2 separate regions of the Homo sapiens genome follow, and region 1 is linked to region 2. A link is a loop called in an ENCODE intact Hi-C map of the cell type or tissue named here. Cell type or tissue: K562. All regions are shown on one strand. Links, peaks and the distances in the headings refer to the core of each region. The heading gives the core; the rest is flanking DNA.

The links. A loop is a pair of places that touch in the nucleus more often than their neighbours do. Peaks named below come from ENCODE experiments on the same cell type or tissue, not always from the same donor. Only the 100,000 strongest peaks of a DNase experiment are listed, where the experiment ranks them.
Region 1: a loop joins it to region 2, with 4 times the contacts of the local background. A loop is called at or near these places in 6 of 110 quality-filtered maps.

What each region holds. Positions count from the first base shown.
Region 1 is chr18:30,994,181-31,004,750 of GRCh38, forward strand. It overlaps DSC3 (desmocollin 3), which reads right to left. Exons shown (of 16, transcript NM_001941.5): 13 at 9,962-10,186; 14 at 7,438-7,559; 15 at 2,611-2,868; 16 at 1-192. Among named protein-coding and RNA genes, the nearest start is that of DSC3, 43 kb to the right of the region's middle. RefSeq lists an enhancer at 3,006-3,580. In K562, for the core only: a CTCF peak has its summit at 5,197; no DNase peak of the experiment used is centred there.
Region 2 is chr18:31,551,933-31,562,502 of GRCh38, forward strand. DSG2-AS1 (DSG2 antisense RNA 1) reads right to left here and starts at 4,979. Exons shown (of 6, transcript NR_045216.1): 1 at 4,031-4,979; 2 at 2,710-2,783. In K562, for the core only: CTCF peaks have their summits at 2,074 (motif pointing left) and 4,143 (motif pointing right); a DNase peak (open chromatin) is centred at 4,109; H3K27me3 peaks cover 776 bases.

The DNA of each region.
Region 1 (10,570 bases), core at 1,741-9,740, 560 kb before region 2:
CTTTGTGCATGCTTCTGCTAATGTAATAAATTTGGGTTCCAAATTATTTAAAAAGTCAAGGCCATCTTCTTCCTGCTTTTCACTGCAGCAGCCCACAGAACCAGCTGGAGATCCTCTTCCCTCATAGTTATAAGTGAGGACATAATCTTGGGATGGCATGCGGTCTTCATTCTGATTACATCGATGCAATTTCTGTAAAATTTTTTAAAAAATGAATTGCATTATAGTTTTAAACAACTTAAATATATGAACATAAAATTTATTTTTATTTACCTTTTATGTTTAATTTTTAACCAGTGTGTCCTCTAATGGATTCCTACACACAGAAAATGCAAATGATTGGTCTATATCACAACCATACCATAAAGTCAGTATAGTTTACATTTCTAGTGCTCCATATAAATAAAAAATTATGTATACAAGTTTTATATTTAAGTACATTCAAGTTGTCATTAAATGCTTATCCCTAAATTTTATACACAGAGGTCAGTCTAGTCTAAAAAATAGAGACAATAGTCATACTGGTTAGGAGTTTGAGATAGGATGTCAAACAGCCTTGGTTGTGAGTCAAAGCTCTGGCTTTACCAACTAGCTATATGACTTTGGGCAAGTGACCAAATATCCTTTAGTCTCAGTGACCACCTAACAAGATTATTTTAGAAATTAATGACAAAATAATGACGCATAATACACTTATTATGCCCAGCACATATTAAAGGTACAATACATGTTAACTTGAATCACTATTATATGCAGTTATAAACTAGGTAGGATTTACCACATTAACTTCAGAAGCAAGTTTCCAAGATACTCAAACATGGCAAAATATATACATGCATCGAAAAGTTCAATGAAATTAAAAAGAATGAACATGACCCATATTGCAAAAACTGGGCTTTTATAATGAAGACGCCATGCATTCAGCCACATCTACCCTCTCTGCCACTGGCCTGTCTGCCAACTCGTCAACTGCCATGTCTCCTCCCTTTCCTCACCTGTGTGCCCACTCCTTGCCTATGTGGAGTTCATTGGCATGGCTTACGTTCTTTCTTCATGACATTGTTAGCCTTACCTCCCATTACCTGGTGTGCAACTGAGGAACCCTCCTAAGACTATGTCTTAAGCTTCACTCCATCTCAACCTGATATTACATAAATACTGACTGTCTAGAAGTAGAAAAAGAATTAACACTTGAATTTGACCCTCCAAAATGCTATGGATACATAACCTACAGCCCTATACCAGAGTATCACCCATTTGCATTCCATTCAAGGATTAAAGGTCTACTGTTTGTCCTGCAATGGCACTGGTATCCTCTGATAAAAGAGGTAAAAATTTAGTCCAGAAGAGTGTCTAATCCAGTGGCTTTCTACCTAGCTGCACATTTGAATCATCTCGGAAATGTAAAACAAAAACAAAACAAACAAAAAACCCCAAATTCATTAAATTAGAATCTTTTAGAGTAGAACACAGCCATTAGTTATGTTTTAAAAGCTTCATAGAGGATTTTGCCAAGCCAAGTGGCTCATGCGTATAATCCCGGCACTTTGGGAGGCCAAGGTGGGTGGATCACTTGAGCCTGGGAATTGGAGACCAACCTGGGCAACATGGCAAAACACCTTCTCCACAAAAAATACAAAATTTATCCAGGTGTGGTGGTGTATACCTGTAGTCCAAGCTACTCAGGAGGCTGACATAGAAGGATCACCTGAGCCCAGGAGGTCAAGGCTGCAGTGAGTGGAGATTGCACCACTGAACTCCAGCCTCAGCGACAGAGCAAGACCCTGCCTTAAAAAAAAAAAAAAAAAAAAAAAAAAAAGAAAAGAAAGAAAAAAGCTTCTGCTTCATAGGTGATTTTGGTATGAACAGAGAATTCCTTATTTTAATTCCTTCTTTCTTTCATATTCTTGCTTTCCTTAAAATAAAAGCACTTTACATTCGCATGGTGCTTTGTATATTTAAAATATGTCCTGCAATGGTGACTATAGTTAATAATAGTATATGTTATATTTCAAAATTGCAAAGAAAGTACATTTCAAATGTTCTCACCACAAAAAATAAGTATTTGAGGTGATGCATATGTTAAGTGTGATTTAATCATTCTACATTGCAGACATAAATCATAATATCACTTTGTGCCCCATAAACATATACAATTAAATTTTGTCAATTTGCAATAAGATAAAAATATATATAAATCATGCTATTTAATCTTTATCCTAAAACTGCATACAAATGTTGGTGTTTTCACAGAGAAATACAGATTTCATTTGAAAAGTTTGTAATTGTGAGGAACTAGAATTACTTTCACGATCTTCTATATCAAAAGGGTTCATGAGGTAAATACACAACTAAAAATGAGACGTTAGTGAAGAATATTAAAAACATCCTATATTTATGGGATTTTATAAATTAAATGAAATATGAAAAATGAAATAAAATCTCTTTTAAATTAAATAATGTAACAAAATCAAAGAGCACGGGAAAATGAACAGAGCAAGCAAGAGAGAGCCCACAGAAAAATACAGAAAATATATGTTAATTTGAATTGTCTATTTTTCTCCATTCGGAGGTTTAAATTTTAGACTCAAAACACCTAAGGAAACTCACTTCACCGAGACGGGGTTGAGTAAAACTGTGCCACTCCGAGTAAGTGTATCTGCAGTTGTCCACCTCCGTGTGTCCTCCCCTGCAGGAGTCCAGGGTATGATGATGCCCAGCCCCCCGGCAGGATTCCAAGGTCTGGTTTCCTCCTTTCATCATTTCAATGGTTTCCTGCCCTCCATTTTTCATTCCTGATCCCATAGTACCACAAAAACCTTGGCTAGAGTTGTTGGTAGTTTGGGTCATAAATCCATTGGCAGAGCACTGAAATAATAAAATGAAATAATTCATGTTGAGAGGAAATGGATTCTAAGTTGTCATGAGAAGGCAAAGGAGAGAGAATATTTGTTCAACCTTTTATTCATTCATTCATTCATTCATTCAACAGACATTTATCAGTTTCTAATTATGTGCCCAGATACTGTCTTCATTCATTTTGTGCTGCTATAACAGAATACCTGAGACTGGTTAATTTTTAAAGAACAGAGATTTATTTCTTACAGTTATGAAGTCTGGGAAGTCCAAGATCAAGGAGTTCACATTTGGCGAGGGCCCATCCCATGGCAGAAGGTGGAAGGGCAAAAGAGCACGAGTGAGAGGGAGAGGGAGAGAGGGAGAGAGGAGCAACAGGGGGCTGAACTTGCTTTTACAATAAGCTTTCATGATAATAAACCCATTCTCATGATAAGGACAGTAATCCATTCATGAGAGCAGAGCCCTCATGACCTAATCACCTACTAAAGGTCTCACCTCTCAACACTGTTGCATTGGGGATTAAGTTTCCAACATATCAGCTTTTAGGGACAAATTTCACCATAGCAAATGCAAAAGCCTAGGGATATAAAGATAGACATAGTCTCTCGATGGCTCCAAGAAGATCTTATTCCAGGGAGAGAGAAAAACAAATACTTTGAGAATGTGATTACTCTACTATGTGGGTGAGCACAAAATGTTACAAGAGCACAGAAGTAGAGCATTAAAATTCAAATCCAAACAGGGTAGGTGGAATAGAACAGGTAACTGGAAAAACTCTGAGCTAAGAGACTAGGGACTAGTAGGAGTGGGACAAACAAGGCAACCACTGTAGAAGGGTCTGGAGGCAAAAGGCAAACAATGTCCTTCAGGGGTCCCCAACTTCAATCAGTTGAGAACAGCTACCACATAAGATTAGGGTTGGGGGGAGTTAGAAAGGTTATAAAAGGCCATAAGATATAAAGATCTATATGCTATGCTAAAAAAATAGACTTTATTATGAAGATCACAGGGACTGTGAAGAATTTTAACTCATTACAGAGAGAAACACATTTCAAAAATATCATTCTAGGCAATAATGTGGAAGACAAATAAGAAGACAAATTTAAGTTCATGGAGATCAGATGGGGGTCACTGCATCTGATCTGATCTGATATTCCAGGTAAAAATGATAAGGACCTAAGCCAAGGAGGAAGCAGTGATGACTGAAAGAAGTAGATGGACTCCACAGAGAGCCTACAAGTATCTAGATGGATGAGGCAATCAAGGACAGAGTTAGAAATTATTCTTTTGTGTTCCATGAAGGCAAACAGGTAGATGGTACAACTCACTGAAACAGGGAGGAAAGATGTGCTTATGGGCAAGAGGAGAGTGAGCAACTAAAGTTTGAACATGGTAAACATTAGAAACATGTGGGATGTCCAAGATGAATATATGAATATGCGGATTTGGAACTCAGATGAGAGATTTGAGCTGGAGATATAATTCTGGGAGACACTCCCAAATAGGTGATAGTTGAGGCCATGGGAATAGAGGACCTATCCAGAGAAAATTGTCAACCAAAATAAAAAAGGGCTAAGGATAGAACCACAAGAAAAATCACATTTTAAGGGGAGGGTAAGAGAAACACAGCTGTGACAGGCCAGATCTGAATAGCCACTGAGATAACAGAGAAAACCAAAGTGGCAGGACCCTGAAGCCATGAAGAGAGAATATGGTAAGGAGTGGGAGCAGCCAATGATGTTAACAACAACAACAGAAAAATCACAGCAAGGTAAGAATGGGTTCAATTAAAGTATAAGCGCCCATTGGATTTAAGTGAAAGAATAGCCATTGATGAGCTTTGCCAAAAGAATTTCCAGGGAGTGCTGGGTAAGCAGGAAGGAGTATTATAGAGAAATCAAATATAATTTTTTCTTTCCTAAAGTTCAGTTTGAAAGAAAAAGAGAGATGTGGAGGGAACTAGAGGATGACAAAGAGTCAAGGAAATGCTTTAAAATGAAAAAGTCTTCATTAAACATTAACTTAATACTGGAACTTCACTCCGACCCTCTGAGCCATAGGACAGAAGTTTAGTTACAGTGGTAACCTCGACATGTCAGTTTTCATTACAAACAGTTACATTACTTTCAGGACAAGAACCTCCATTACATTCAGGTTCCTTTGTGCCACCTTCCTATCAATTTAAATTTTTTTCTACTTAAAATGCAGTCTTTAACTAAATTGAAAGATTTTTCAAATACAGATGATTTATTGAACCTGAAATATATCTACAAAAGTCATACTTACTGTCGCATTGCCTTAGAAAAAAATACCAGAAAAAAAGAATTGAAAAGTAGCCATTTGGTGGCAGTGCTACCCTACATTTTTTTATTTAAGTTGCCATTACAATAAAATTCAATTACAAAAAAGGAAAAAAAAAAACCCTCCTAATTATTAAATCTTCTTGATGGTATAATTTCGTTGTAATAAACACAAGTTCAAAGATCATATTTCTAAGTGAATAAAAGAGGAATTTAAAATAAACTAAAAGCAATGCTGAGCCTACAGGGCTAGCTTTCATACTTTTATTCTCTGCTCCTTTCTGTCCTCCTCCATCCACATTTCCCAAAGTTCCTTCTCACAGGGTATCAACAACTCTTTATCCATGTCAATAATTTCTAGGTTTACTTTTCCAGTCCTGATTATTCACCCAACTCCTAATCCCATGTGCATGCCTTCAAGTGAAATTCAGATCCAAAGCTAAAATGATCACTTTTACTCATTGTATTAAAGCAAGTTTATAGATTCAAGATGAAATTTTATGTTTTTGTATAAATTAATAATTCCAAGCCCCTTTTAGAAGTGTTCCTAACACAGAACAGGTACATATTGTGAAATGGCCACTCAATATCATCAGCTCTAGCATTAAATGGCAAAGAACAGATATTAAGTAAAAGTCATCCATGCCGGTCTTAAAAATAAAATAAGAACTTACTATGAGTCAAGGACTGTCAAGGGATTAAACCTGCTTTCTCGCTGGAGAGATCATCACAGGTTTCTACATGTAGGCACGTCAAGCATAGATGGGCTATGATTTTGCATGGTGGTGTGGAGGAGTTGAAGAGAGAAATAGTGAATAAGAAAGGCATCTTCACCCCGAGACATAGAAAAGGCTGGATATGTAGTCGTTGTCCCTGGCTATAGCCTCTGCCACTTTGACTCTGCTTTTTACTTTGTTCCTTAAGTTCAGTCAGTCAACAAGCTTATCCTTTATACCTTTGAAATATTTCTTATTCATCCCTATCTTAATATAACAATTACCATCATCCTGGTAGAATTAACTCATGCTTAAACTAAGCTTTCATCTTCCCCAACCCTGATGTCTTCCTATTCTCACTGATCCCCCTACTGACTCAGCTTCACGCTGCTTGATTATACCTCTCTCCTGTAGAAAAGCCTTGGCTGGCTCTCCTTTACCATGAGAATAAATCCGAAATCCTTAGTGCAGCATTTAGAAGTCCTATCTCCCACTTGTTTCTTAATATTCTCTTCTCTAACACCGAACTTGTTTCAAGCCTCTTTTCCAACACATGATTTCTTCTATTCTAAATCAATTTATTTATTATTTGCTAAATAGCCCCTAAACTTTATCATCTCCTGTCTTGTAGGCTATGCTGTTTTCCTCTTCTTTAGCTATTCTCACCGTCTCTTCACTTTCAAACCCTTCTTATTCTTTAAGTTACCAAGTAAGCTGTACCTCTTGTCACCAGCCTTTCTGGTTGATCCAAACTACATGAGTACATTTAGGTATCATAGGTGTTTTTGAACTCTGACAGTGCTTTATCATATTGGTTTATTGTCATGTTCCTATTTTGCTTTTCCATAAAGTAGGATCTATTTCTCATAAATAAGTTGGCATCTTTTTGAGGTAAGAACATGCCTTGTAAGTACTTTTGTGTATATATATATATTTTGTGTACATATATATATACTTTGTGTGTATATATATATACTTTGTGTATATGTGTGTGTATATATATACTTTGTGTTTATATATACTTTGTGTGTGTGTATATATATATATATATATATATACTTTACACAAAACAAGAAGCATAAAAGCACCTCAGAAGTCCTAAGAAATATATAAGGAAAGAGAGTGGCAGTAATCTTCCAAACCCCTCTCCCTTTCTTTTAGATATATCTCATTGATATTTTCCTAGCTATCTTGAGAACTTTTAGCAAGCTTTTTTCCCCATTATAAATGGTCAACAAGTTACATAAACAAATTATATCTGGAAATATACATTGTAGAGTGCAGGCAAAAAAAACTATTGTTATAATAAATACTCAACATCAAAGAACAAGTTTAAACTATGACACTAGAGTGGAAAAAAGATAACTAAAATAATACATCTGGATTAAGAAGTTTAATAAATTACCACTATATAAACATATGAATATTGACAGACAATATCTATGCCTATGAAATCTGATTCAATTAAAAATATAAATTAACTCCTAAATTTTGAAATGAGTTTATGAGGATGAATTAAATTATCGGAGATACAAATACATATTTATTTAAAAATTACTTACCACTCTATCGTCTCCAGGTGCTTCTGTGTTTGATATAATTAAGTTTTGCTGTGCTAAATCTTCAGGAAAACGTTTCCCTTTAGTTGCACCAAAAACTCCACATACTAAAGTTAGCAATACAGCTGAATTTAAAAATAAAAATAAAATAACTTACTTTAGCATACATAGAATAAAATAATCATCATTTATTTCTTACGACCTAAGGATCAAAGTGGAAAATAAATCCACTAAGCATGGTTTCCCATGAATTATCTTGGCTGTTCTAAGTTAACATGTCACCAGATAGCTTAGGTTTTAGAATCAGAAGCAATCATCTGTATTTTTTCATTATATCTCACTAATTGAATTCTGCCCATCAAAATAAAGTACTTAGAATTATGAGTTAAGCAGTACATAAAGAAAAAAAATCACTGACATTTAAGACAAAGACTTTGAAAAAATTTACTGATTCCCCTAAAAATAATTTTCCTACATGAAATGTAAAAAAAGAATTGTGTACATAAAAACATGAGAAAAACAGACTGCTTTCCTAGAAAAGATTTATCTTTATTGAAACTACTTTGTATCTTGCCTATTAAGAATTCTTATTCTAAATCATAATTGTGGGAGATTGAAAATACATGATAATTAAACTAAGAAGAACAACAACAATTCTTCCAGTCTAAAAGACCCTATAGTGCATTGGCAAAATCCCCAAACCCAGAGCACTACATATTTTTGTATGGCCTATGAGCTAAGACTTTGTATTTTAAAATGGTTGAAAAAATTCAGAAGAATAAGAGTTTATAATGTGAAAATTACAGCCGGGTGCAGTGGCTCACGCCTGTAATCCCAGCACTTTGGGAGGCTGAGGCGGGTGGATCACCTGAGATCAGGAGTTCGAGACAAGACTGACCAACATGGAGAAACCCCGTCTCTACTAAAAATACAAAATTAGCCGGGCACAGTGGCACATGCCTGTAATCCCAGCTACTCAGGAGGCTGAGGCAGGAGAATCACTTGAATCTGGGAGGCAGAGGTTGCAGTGAGCCAAGATCTTGCCATTGCCCTCCAGCCTGGGCAACAAGAGCAAAACTCTGCCTCAAAAAAAAAAAAAAAGAAAGAAAGAAAAAAAAAAGAAAATTACATGAAATTCAAATTTTACAGTCCATATATAATGTTCTATTGGAACACAGTAAAGCCCATAATTCACATATTTTTATAGCAGTGTTACTGTTTGAAGGACAGATTTGATTGGATACAATGGAAAACACATGGCCTGCAAAGCTTGACATATATACTATCTAATCCTTTACAGAAAAAGTGTGCCAACTCTTGCCTACCCTACATGGCCCCACACTACCTTTCTGGCTCCATTTCCTAATCCTCTTCCCCTTGTCCACTCTCACCACACTGGTTTCCCTGCCACTCCTTGGTTTCTCCAGACATAATCACAAATTAGGGCCATTCCATTGACTTCCCTCTCTGACTGAAAGTTCTTCCCCCAGGCGTTCCGCCTGGCTCTTTCACCTCTTCCAAAAATCATTAAAAATAATCTTCTCAGACCTAACTCTCTATTGAAAATTGCAATCACTGGCACCAATACCCTCCTCACCAACACACTCCACAGCACTACAGATCCTAATTATTTGCCTCTCTTTTTTTTCCTCCATAGCATTTAATTTATTCATTAACTGTCACAAGGCAGAATGATTGTTTTTGCTTGTTTGTTTGTTTGTCTTTCCCTATTTTTCCTAAGCACCTAGAACAGTTTCCTGCCTACAGTAGGTGTTTGATATATGTTTATTTTTTGACTTGATGAAAAATAATGAACACATTAGAAATTTACTACGTACTGTTCTAAGCACTTCACATGCATTACCTCATTTAATCCTCAGTGCTACACCATATGGTAGGCTACTACAGTTATTCCTTTTACAGTGAGGAAATGAAGCACAGTTAAGTAATTTGCCCCAGGTCACATGGCTTACAAGCAATGAAGTTGGGGTACAAACCCAGGCAGTCTGATTCCTGAGTTCTTTGCTCTTAACTTCTACTCTTATCACAAAACAAAGCTAATCTAGGCTGGAGGAGGTTAACAGAATTTAAAATTGGCAAGATATACCCAAGAAGAGACATTGCTGAGAACAGAACATCTCCCGTAACTCTGTGGCTGGACGGTAAGAAGATATGGAATGAAAGTGGCTTTTGGTGGAGTTTCCTAAGGCAGAAATTTTAGATTGTTCTATTTAGCCCTAAAAGGAATAGCACTGGAACCAAGAAATAAAGACTATTTGTTTGTCAGATTCTGTGAAATCTAAGGAATTTTCAACAATTCTGTCTAAGCATAAAGTCTTTTATCTCAAGAAGGATCATGTTCCCGTCACAGAAAATATTCAAACACAACTCAGGTAATAATACAAAAGGAACTTGGAAAGAGACTCACATCTGATGGATGCTTGGACGAGATTATTTTTTAAACATCTTTTCCCACACCTAGATTTTTTATTATATATTTTAACTTCAAGAAAGTGAAAATACTTACAAAAGAGCAGTGCTATACCCAGTAATATTGCAAGGATTGCCCATTTTCCAAGTATTACTCCTGTACTCCTTGAAGTCGCACGACACTGAGTTGGATGAGTACATTCACACAGATTAACTCTCAATAATTTTGTTGCAGCTTGGCCGGCCCTGTCTTTTACAGTAATAGGAATGGTATATTCTTGAAATCCAGCATTTTTCTGATATGAAAGACGGGCAGCTGTATCTGAAAGAAAATAAAAGAAGTTTATTTTTTAATGATCATTTATTCTTCCCTTAGCATTTGTTTCATCACGCTTGTTTTTGAAGGCGTCATTCTCAAGGAACTGCCTGCCAGATGAAAATAAATAAAAATGGAGGACTGTCTTCAACCCTTTCAAACTCTACTGTTATCTTATATGTGTTGTCCCTTGTAATTCCTTAGAAGGGAGCCCTAAAGAAATAATTTGGCATTGGAGTAGCCCAGTAGTATTCCAGTAATGTTTATCTATACAAACTAATACTGTTAGGTTGGCTGTTAACATACACTTCAAGCATTTTTCTTTAGTACCAATGTATCTACAGGTACACACAAATAGTTTCTGAAGTTTACGTTTCTTATCCATTGACC
Region 2 (10,570 bases), core at 1,017-9,016:
TATATGGATAAGTTTAAGCTTCCATCTTTGTATTTGTTTTATCTTTGTCCACCTGGGTTTTCTGTTGGTTTTTTGGTTTTCTCCACTCTTGTTTCCTGACTTCTTTTGTGTACTGCATGCTTTAGGATTCCACTGTAGCACCTCTGTTGACCTTTCACCTACACCCGCTTGTGTTTACTTTTTAATTGGTTGCTCTTACTGAGGAAATATAACTAACAACAAAATTTCCTCTCAACCTAAAAAACCTTTCCACAAAGTAAAGGAGAAAGAAAACAGTGTCATCATTGAATAAGCATTAAACCCTGAAGGTGAGGCACATCACAGGTAGCTCCTAAAGAAACTGCGGGCCGGGCACAGGGGCTCACGCCTGTAATCCCAGCACTTTGGGAAGCCGAGGCGGGCAGATCACAAGGTCAGGAGATCAAGACCATCCTGGCTAACATGGTGAAACCCCGTCTCTACTAAAAATACAAAAAATTAGCCGGGCATGGTGGCGGGCACCTGTAGTCCCAGCTACTCGGGAGAATTGCTTGAACCTGGGAGGCAGAGCTTGCAGTGAGCCGAGAGCACACCACTGCACTCCAGCCTGGACAACAGTGCGAGACTCTGTCTAAAAAAAAAAAAGAGAGAGAGAGAAAAGAAACCACAGGCTGGGCACAGTGGCTCATGCTTTTAATCCCAACAGTTTGGGAGGCCAAGGCGGGCGGATCACCTGAGGTCAGGAGTTCGAGACCAGTCTGACCAGAGAAACCCCATCTCTACTAAAAATAAAAAACTTAGCTGGGCAGATGGCAGGTGCCTGTAATCCCAACTACTCAGGAGGCCGAGGCAGGAGAATCGCTTGAACCGGGAGGTGGAGTTTGCGGTGAACTGAGATCGCGCCATTGCACTCCAGCCTGGCAATAAGAGTGAAACTCCATCTCACAAAAGAAGAAAAAAAAGAAATTGCAAAGACAAAAAGTTCTTGCTTTTTATGCAGCCATTTAGAACATACCTGTTCACAAGATAAACTATAGCTTGTCCTCAAGTCAGAGGATTTGACAGCACCGTTTGTCATACATAGCTCATCTTAAACTCACCTAGTAATTGAGGGGGCTATTGTGTTTGCTAATTGCCTTTATTCAAAGAAATAATAAAACTTCTTAGATCTCTCTGATAGGTAGCTAGTTATAATTTGGAGCGAGCACCCATGGAGATGGGAAGATAGGGAGGCTAGCTTCCTTGATGTTAACATTTCAAAAAGATAGCCCCAGGTCCTTCAGAAGGACATCCCTGGTTATAAAGCTGGCAAAGGAGATAGAGAAAGAAGTAACAACTGCAAGTTTTTTAAACTAAATACTCTAAGAAAAGAGAGATGAGAGATGGCAAGGGAAAGTTTTCCTTGTTTGCACTAGGGAAAATTCAGTTTTTTTCCCATTTAGATTTGTACTTACATTCTAGGGCTATGCTCTACGTGGCAAGCGGCTACCAATTGGACAGCACAAATCTAGAACATTTCTATCATTGTGTAAAGATTTGGGGGGAACTTCAGAGTGAAACCACCTTTGCAAAAATTATAACAATGAGAAAATTACAACATGAAAGAGATCTGATCTAACCAACCCCTATCTTGCCTTTAACCTCCAAACTGCCTTTGGTCTTTCCTGGGCTTAGGCTAAGCTAACTTTGGGAGAAATTTAGGTTATAGTTTACATGAGAAGAACCTTTCCCTAAAACTAAAGCACCTTTATAAAACTAATGAAAGCCCACCAGGTTAGGAGGATGAAAGGGGCTTCTAGTCTGCTAAGGTGTAGGAGTAAACAATTACCATCCATTATTCGGGAAGTGACAAAATTTGCAACTTCCCCAATTACTCTGGCAGATAACATTATTATAATAGAAAATAAGACTGGCCTTTTGGGATGTCGTTTGCTACTTTTGCATTTTTGACGACTGGATACCCACGACTCTTGGCTCAACTGCTCCTGTGGCCCCCATCCTGTAGCAGACTTGGTGCACTAGGACCGTTTTCCACACCCCTATGATTGCATCCCCAACCAATCAGCAGCATCCATTCCCCTATCCCCCTGCTGGCCAAACTATCCTTGAAAAACCCTCACCTCCGAATTTTCAGGGAGATTGATTTGATAACAATCTCCCACGTGGTATGGCCAGCCCATTTCAATTAAACTCTTTCTTTATTGTAATGTCATGGTCTCAGTGAATTGGTTTTGTCTGTGCAGTGGCAGGAAGAACCCATTGGGTGATTACAATGGTTCTGGAAATTACAATATGCGTCTTTAATTTATCACAGTCAACCTTCAGATATTCTACTATTTCACAAATGATATATGTGAACCTTGAGCTTGCACTTTGTGGATCTTGCTATGCCATTCAATCTCTGACTTTCTTTCTACCCTCGTGCTAATCAAGAAGCTTTCAGCATTGTCTCTGTCCCTCACACCTTCCATCATACCCCTGCCCCACTTGCTATAATGCATTATTGGCATGATATGAAACATACAGTATCAAGTCCATCAGTGGATGGGAATGGACTCACATTGCTCCACAGATTACAAAAACCCACCTATCCAGATTGAAAAACCATGTGATGAGGAATGTGTGTCTCTGTTAAAAATCCAGATACACCCTGGGCCGGGTATTTTCCATTTGCCTCTTCATACTCACTCTCTGCTCTTCTTCACCCTGCTCTGAGACCCAGGAGCTTACCTTTTATGGATGTTTCAACGGGCACTGCTTGCTGCCTCTGGCTTTTAGATGGGCTTGGCCAGTGATGGCCTTGGCTAGAGATTGGTGAGAAAGAGAAAAATGAGATCAGGGCATCTCTCCCTCTACCTCCCTCTGTCATGCATCTCTCTATAGAGCAACTCCCTCTCTGAGTTCCTGGACCCACGCTCTCTCCTTGTTCCTTTAGGCCTATTAGTAGTGGTTGCTTCCTTCTCAATTATTACCAGACTTGAAACGGTCCCCCAGTGTTGACGAGGATTGCATGCTGAGTTCTGAACAGAAATATATTTGTAATTAAACATTAATCAGGCTGCACTTTGGCCCACTTCGTTGTTGCTAAAAGTCAGGTAGCACCAGGTACTGACCATTTGCATTTCCATTGTTCCTATAGATAGGATCTCTGAAGTTAGGGTCATAAAGCTGTTGAAGAATTGATTTGCATCCCGCATTGTTCCCCTGTGTACTGTCAGTGGGTATTGAGATAAATGAAGGCAGGAATGGGCCTTTTTGATGTTTGTCACCTCATACTTACTCCAGTATCAACCAACAAAAGAAATAGCTGGTGACTGAATGAACAGAGGGCCAGTCATAGGAAGAATGGTGAACTGTGGTGGGAGGAATTTACCTGTCTCAGAGGGTAAGGGTTTTTGGTACATTTAAGCAGGACAATTGCAAAAATCCAAACAAAATTTTCAGACTGGTTTTCTAAACCTGCACATGATTCATTTAACTGACAACATTTAATCTGCTGCATCCCAAGCCCAAGTTAGTTCTCATTGTTAAGTCTGAATTGATGGATTCTCAATGGGTTTGAGGGATTCTGAGGAAAACTACAGAGGTTTCAGTGCAGGACACGATCTATTTGCAATGGTTCAAAATCTCTTTCAGTTCCTATATTCTGGTTACTTGGATTGTTGGAGATTTTACTCACTGTATTAAAGATCTGTTTTATTCTTCTTTCTTTTTACCCGAGGCTATACATTAAGACGTACCCTATATGTTCCCCTGCCCCTCGTCTACAGCTTTCAGCTTCTTCTAGCAGGAAGTTTGGTTTTGCAACCCCTCTTGAGTTGGACCCTTCTAAAGTAATCTTGAGTTTCTCATTCCAGCCTCTCCAAGGACCACATCTATTGTTTCCCTAGTTTACATGGGTTCTTTTTCAAAGAAAAACACTGGATTGGGATACTTCAATGAAAGAAGTTGGAAAACGCACAAAATACAAGCATCTTAAATGCTTCTAGATATACCCCAACTAGATGTACCAGGTTGAATTGGCTTAGCAGTAAACTATATGTATGCTCACCTAGTAATAATCCATGTGTTTCTACACTTAAGAGATCCTCTGGACTACAGAAATAAGATGGAACAGAAGCACTGTGGCATAACTATGAGTGTTATATGCTTTATGGCCACAAGATGGCACTATGCACGCAGTAAAAGAGGCAAAGTCAATCTATCAAAGCTAGGAAGAAAAAAAAAAATCAAGCAATTTAATAAGTTCGTGAGCAACACAAACTTGCAAAGGCCAATTCCTTCCTTCACTAATTGTGACCCTCTCAGATAAAGTGTGATACGCTTCAGAGTTGCCTGAGAAACGAGACCTGGATTACGGAAGTCTAATAAAACCCATACCACTCTTTGATGGTGAAATACAAAATGTCTTTCTGAAGGTCAGTCATGAGCCTTTGGTTCTATCAAAAATGCTGCACTTTGGAGGAAATGACGCTGGCCAATGGATTTACGAATAACACACTCAGCCTGCTGTGGGCTATCTTAAAGAATAGATGTTGACTTTTTCTGAAATATTAGATTCAACTAAGCATATGTTGAATTCTCACTATGTGCAGAGCCCTATTTAGTGGCTTTAAAATTACTCAAAGATGAGTAAGGCCCAGACCTTGCCCTCCAGAGGCTCACAATATAGTGGAGGAAGTAGTTACAAACAGCTTATTCTGAAAACCAAGACACTGTAAAAAACAACATATCAAAGATAGAAAGAAAATGCCAAGGCTGATTGGAGAGATTAATTCTTCTTTTGATTAATTTCTCTTTGTCATTCCCAATTCCTCCAAGTTGAAGGGGAAAGGGAATGTCTAGGAGCTCTTCTTAGACAGGTGGGCTTTCGATGAAAATTGGAAGTTAATATAGTTAGGATACGGTCCCCTCCAAATCTTAGTTGAAATGTGACCTCCAATGATGGAAGTGGAGTCTGGTGGGAGGTATTGGATGATGGGAACCGATCCCGCAGGAACGGATTCGTGCCATCCCCTTGGTGATGAGCCAGTTCTCGCTCAGGTCGTTCACGCGAGATCTGGTTGTTTTTTAAAAGCGTAGCCCCTCTCTCCCCTCTCTCTTGATCCTGGTCTCACCATGTGATACACCCACTTCGCCTTCCGCCAATAATTGGAAGCTTCCTGAGGCCCTCACCAGAAGCAGATGCCAGCACCACACCTCTGGTTCACCTGCAGAACCGTGAGCCAGTTAAACCTCTTTTCTTTATAAACTACCAGCCTCAGGCCAGGTGTAGTGGCTCACACCTGTAATGCCAGCACTTTGGGAGGCTGAGGCAGTCAGATCACCTGAGGTCAGGAGTTCAAGACCAGCCTGACCAACATGGCGAAACCCGTCTCTACTAAAAATACAAAAATTAGCCGGGCGTGGTGGCGGGCGTCTGTAATCCCAGCTACTCAGGAGGCTGAGGCAGGAGAATCGCTTGAACCTGGGAGGCAGCGGTTGCAGTGAGCCAAGCGCGCCACTGCACTCCAGCCTGGGCGACAGAGTGAGACTCCGTCTCAATAAATAAATAAATAAATAACCAGCCTCAGGTATTTCTTTATAGTAATGCAAAAATGAACTAATCCAGAGAGTAAGTAAACAGGAGGAAGGACCACCTAGATCAGAAGCTTACCTCACACAGGTGAGGGTGGCTAGCGGGTAAGGGATTAGAGGCGGTGAGCACAGCAGAAGGTGTGGGTGAAGAGGCAGGTACAGGCCACCCTGTGGAGGACTTGGAACAGCAGCTAAGGCTGTGGGACCAGACTCTTTATGCAGTAAAGAGCCACAGACAATTGTGAGCAAGACACCTTATAACCAGGTTTTAGAAAGAATCCTCAGCTGGAAGGAGGAGATTCTGCAGGAAGAGGGTGGGGGAAAGTTGAAGTTAACTCCAACCAAAGTCAACCTTAAATATTAACCTTTTTTTCTTCTGACTTTCATTGACTTTTCCGTGCATTTTCAGTGCCCTTTTCTTGCTGTAAAGTAAATTTTAAATATTATGTCAATAGGTCACAGAGGCAACAGACAGGCAAGGTATGGTTATGAGAAAAACATTTCCCTAAACAAAATTAGAAGACAGCATTTGATGAAAGATTTTTTTCCTAACTTGTGAGTTTGTTTACATAAAAACACTTACAAAATTAGTCAATCAAAATAACATGGAGTCATTTACTTAAAGAATTCCTTACGTTTAAAAATAAAGTACTTGAATATGGAATCAACCTAAGTGTCCATCAACTTAAGTGTCCAATTTAATCCATCAACTGGATTAAAAAACTGTGGTACATATATACCACGGGATAATACTCAGCCATAAAAAAGAATGAAATCATGTCTTCTGCAGCAACATGGATGGAATTGGAGGCCATTAACCTAAGTGAAATAACTCAAAAACAGAAAGTCATTTGAGACCAGCCTTACCAACATGGAGAAGCCCCATCTCTACTAAAAATATAAAATTAGCCGGGTGTGGTGGTGCATGCCTGTAATCCCAGCTACTCGGGAGGCTGAGGCAGGAGAATCGCTTGAACCTGGGAGGCGGAGGTTGCGGTGAGCCGAGATCTCACCATTGCACTCCAGCCTGGGCAACAAGAGTGAAACTCTGTCTCAAAAAAAAAAAAAAAAAAAAAACCGTATGTTCTCACTTATAAGTGGAAGCTAAACAGTGGGTACACGTGGGCATACAGAGTGGAATAATAGACACTGGGGACTCCAAAAGGTGAGAAGGGAGGAGAAAGTAAGGATTGAAAAATTACCTCTTGGGTACAACGTTCACTGTTCCGGTGATGGGTACACTAAAAAGCCTAGATGTAACTGTTATGCAATCCGAGCATGTAAACAATCTGCAGCCGGGCTTGGTGGTTCATGCCTGTAATCCCATCACTTTGGGAGGCCAAGGCAGCAGGATTGCTTGAGCCCAGGAGTTCTAGACCAGCCTGGGCAACATAGTGAGACCTCGTCTTTACAAAAATTTTAAGAAATTAGGTGGCCATGGTGGTGTACACCTGCGGTCTCAGCTGCTTGGGCGGCTGACATGGGAAGATCACTAGAGCCCAGGAATTCAAGGCTGCAGTGTGCCATGACTGTGCCACTGTACTCCAGCCCAGATGACAAAGACTATGCTTTAAAAAAATGAAAATTTAAAAATCCTGCACTTGTACCCCTGAAATATATAAAAATAGAAACAGAAACATAAATAATAATAAAATGCATTTCTTTTACACATAAAACAAATAAAAGTAAAGTACTTGAAATTAGACGATTCCAGAAAATTGTTGACATGTTTGTTCCCCTAACAATTTGGTACTTTGGTCTCCTTTATGAAACTGTGAAAGCTCCGAGCCAAAAGCTTTGTCTTTCTTCATTCTTGCATCTTTAGTACATATCACAATGCTTTATATATGACACGTGCATGACTATTTGTTGTTAATTGAATGGTATATCATATTTCAATAGACATTTTCCCCAACATTCTATTGGAAAACTTTTCACACACATAGCAAACTGAAAGAATTTTCAGTGAACACTTGAATTTCTACCACCAAGATTTCACTATTAATATTTTACTGTTCTTAGTTTATTACATATCTATCCATGTCTGTATCCATTGATCAATCCATCTTATTTCTCTTGGTGAATTTCAAATTAAATTATAGCCATAAGTATACTTAAATACATCCATACGCTGAACACATCAGAGTTGAATTACAGTTCAAGATTTATTTACATTTTTTTTCTTCTGAGGCAAAATCACATAGCATGAAATGCACCAATTTTAAGTGTACATTTGCTAAGTTTTGAAGAATGCATACACCCGTGTAACCAAACCCCTTTCAAGATGTGAAAATGACCATGACCCCAGAAAATACCAATACCTCTTCCTGCTCAGGCCTCATCTCTATCTCTGAGAGGCAATGACTTTTTTATTTAAATTTTTTTTAGTTTTGCCTCTCCTAGAACTTTATATAAATGGAGTCATATAGTGTGGACTCTGGAATAGACTTCTATCACTCAGCATAATTTTTTGAGATTCATCTAGGTTGTGTGTACCAGTAACACATTTCTTTTTGTAGAAAAGAAACTATTTTGCAATGGAATGCAGTAGCGTTCTATTGTATAATTATGTCAAAATTGTTTTTCCATTCTCATATTGATGGACACCCAGACTGTCTTCAGTTTTGTGTTATCAAAAATGAAGCTACTATAAACATTCATGTTCAAGCCTTGGTGGCCATATGTTTTCATTGCTCTGGGGCAAATACCTAAATTGCTGGGTCATGGGGTAAATGTATGTGTAGACATTTTTTAGAAGCTTTTTTTTTTTTTTAACAAAAATGCCAGGCTATACTTACCATGCTTTTTCTCTCCTAGTTTGCCAATTTATTATTTATTTATTTATTTATTTTCTTGAGACAAGGTCTCACTCTGTTGCCCAGGCTGGAGTGCAGTGGCACAATCATAGCTCACTGCAGCCTCAATCTCCCAGACTCAAGTGATCCTTCTGCCTCTGCCTCCAGAGTAGATGGGACCACAGGCACGCACCACATCAAGCTATTTTTTTTATATATTTTTTGTAGAGATGGGGATTTGCTATGTGGCCAAGGCTGGTTTTGAACTCCTGGGCTCAAGTGATCCTCCCAACTCGGCCTCCCAAAGTGCTGGCACTGCCCCTGGACTAGCTTGCCAATTTAAAAGAAATCCCTGAGTAAGAGCACCCAAGGTCCGCTGAATGCCCTTCACCTCACTCGGAATTCTAGAGCATCCGAGGATCTTTCCATTCCATATGATACACACCCTACCACACACTCAACCAACAGCTGACTGGATGAGAGAGGTACTGAACCTAAAAGTGGCCATCTGCAGGTTGTCTAGAAGCCCAAGAGATAGACTGTTCAAAGATCTGGCCACAATGGGATGACAAAGAATAATCAGTCCAGCTAACTCCCTTCTTATTAATTAGAAATGGAGACACTGGAAAGAGACATTTAGTTAAAAGTGGACACAGAAGGAAAAAGACACACAAGCAAAGCATTCTTCAGATTTCTTTGAGAGCAGCTAAATTGATGGTTAAAGAGACATGCGGAAATTCATGCTTTTCTAAGGAATGAGCTCTTTAGGAGTTTCTCTTGCAAACAAAGAGAAATAAAATTCCCACATAATCTGGAGCACTCTAAGGAAGGGTAGAAAAATCCATGTTCTTGCTAGTACAGGACTTAGAGTCTTAAAAATTAGAGAAATTCGTTTAAGATTTATAGTCTTAAAAATTAGAAAAATCCACCCACCTGATCCACATTGAGAAGCTGGAATGAAATAAAAATAAAGATAATGATTAAAAGGAATATTCCCTCAATATTTCCACTCCCTGCATCCCCGACCCGTCTGCGTCTCCCTCTACTCTCATACATACTCCAGTAATATTTGGCCAAAAGTAGAAGCCAGGGGGTTAGAAAAAGAAATAGGATAAACCAAGACAAACTATCAAGGAAGTAAAAGGAACATAGAGGCAAACAAAATCCTCATGTCTCTTTCCCCCTCCTCCTGACATAGCCCTGATAACTAGGGAGGAAGAGCATCTGCTACCGGGTGCATCCTCTGAACATTCCAATGACCCGACCCATGGAAAGAGAACCAAATTCTTCAGCCCAGCTTCTAGGATCTTACCTCAAGAGAGTCTTAAAATTATGAAAAGATATGTATATAAGGATGTTTGCTACTATGTTGTTTATCATGTAAAAATTGTAAACAGCAGGTTATTGGTAGAGTTCCTTCAAAATGAGCTGTGGGCCGGGTGTGGTGGCTCACACCTGTAATCCCAGCACTTTGGGAGGCCAAGATGGGAGGATTACCTGAGGTCAGGAGTTCAAGATTAGCCTAGCCAACACGGTGAAACCCCATCTCTACTAAAAATACAAAAAGTTAGCCATGTGTGGTGGCGGATGCCTGTAATCCCAGCTACTGAGGTGGCTGAGGCAGAAGAATTGCTTGAACTCGGGAGGCGGAGCTTGCAGTGAGCCGAGATCACGCCACTCCTCTCCAGCCTAGGTAACAGAGCGAGACTCCATCTCAAAAAAAAAAAAAAAAAAGAAAAAAATCAGCTCTGTGCAGTGCTACATGTGGATTAATGAAGCATTGAAAGTTACAACCCTTTTGGTAATTGCAAGGGAACCTGGAATAGATCTACCCACCATGCTATCTGACCTTTCTAAACTTGTGTGTCAGTTGCAAGGTTTATTGGTCCACTTTTTAGATGAGCAAGCCAAAGGTGAGGTTCATGCAACTGTGGCACACCTATACACAGGTAAAGCTTTTGGACACAGTGGCCTCTGTTACTCAAGGGTTCTTACCCCAGTCAAAGGGTGTTCTACTGCAAGTAGTTCTTAAGAGAGAAAATTCAATGTGCATTTCCCTTTGGAATAATAATACTCTGAAGCACAGAGAGAACCTGGCACACGACAAGGGTGATGGTGATCACACCACTAGTAAAGAATCCAGTATGCACTGGGTACCTTCTCTGGACAGGCCCTATGCTGAGCATTTCTCATACTATTGTCTGATTTGATCCTCACAA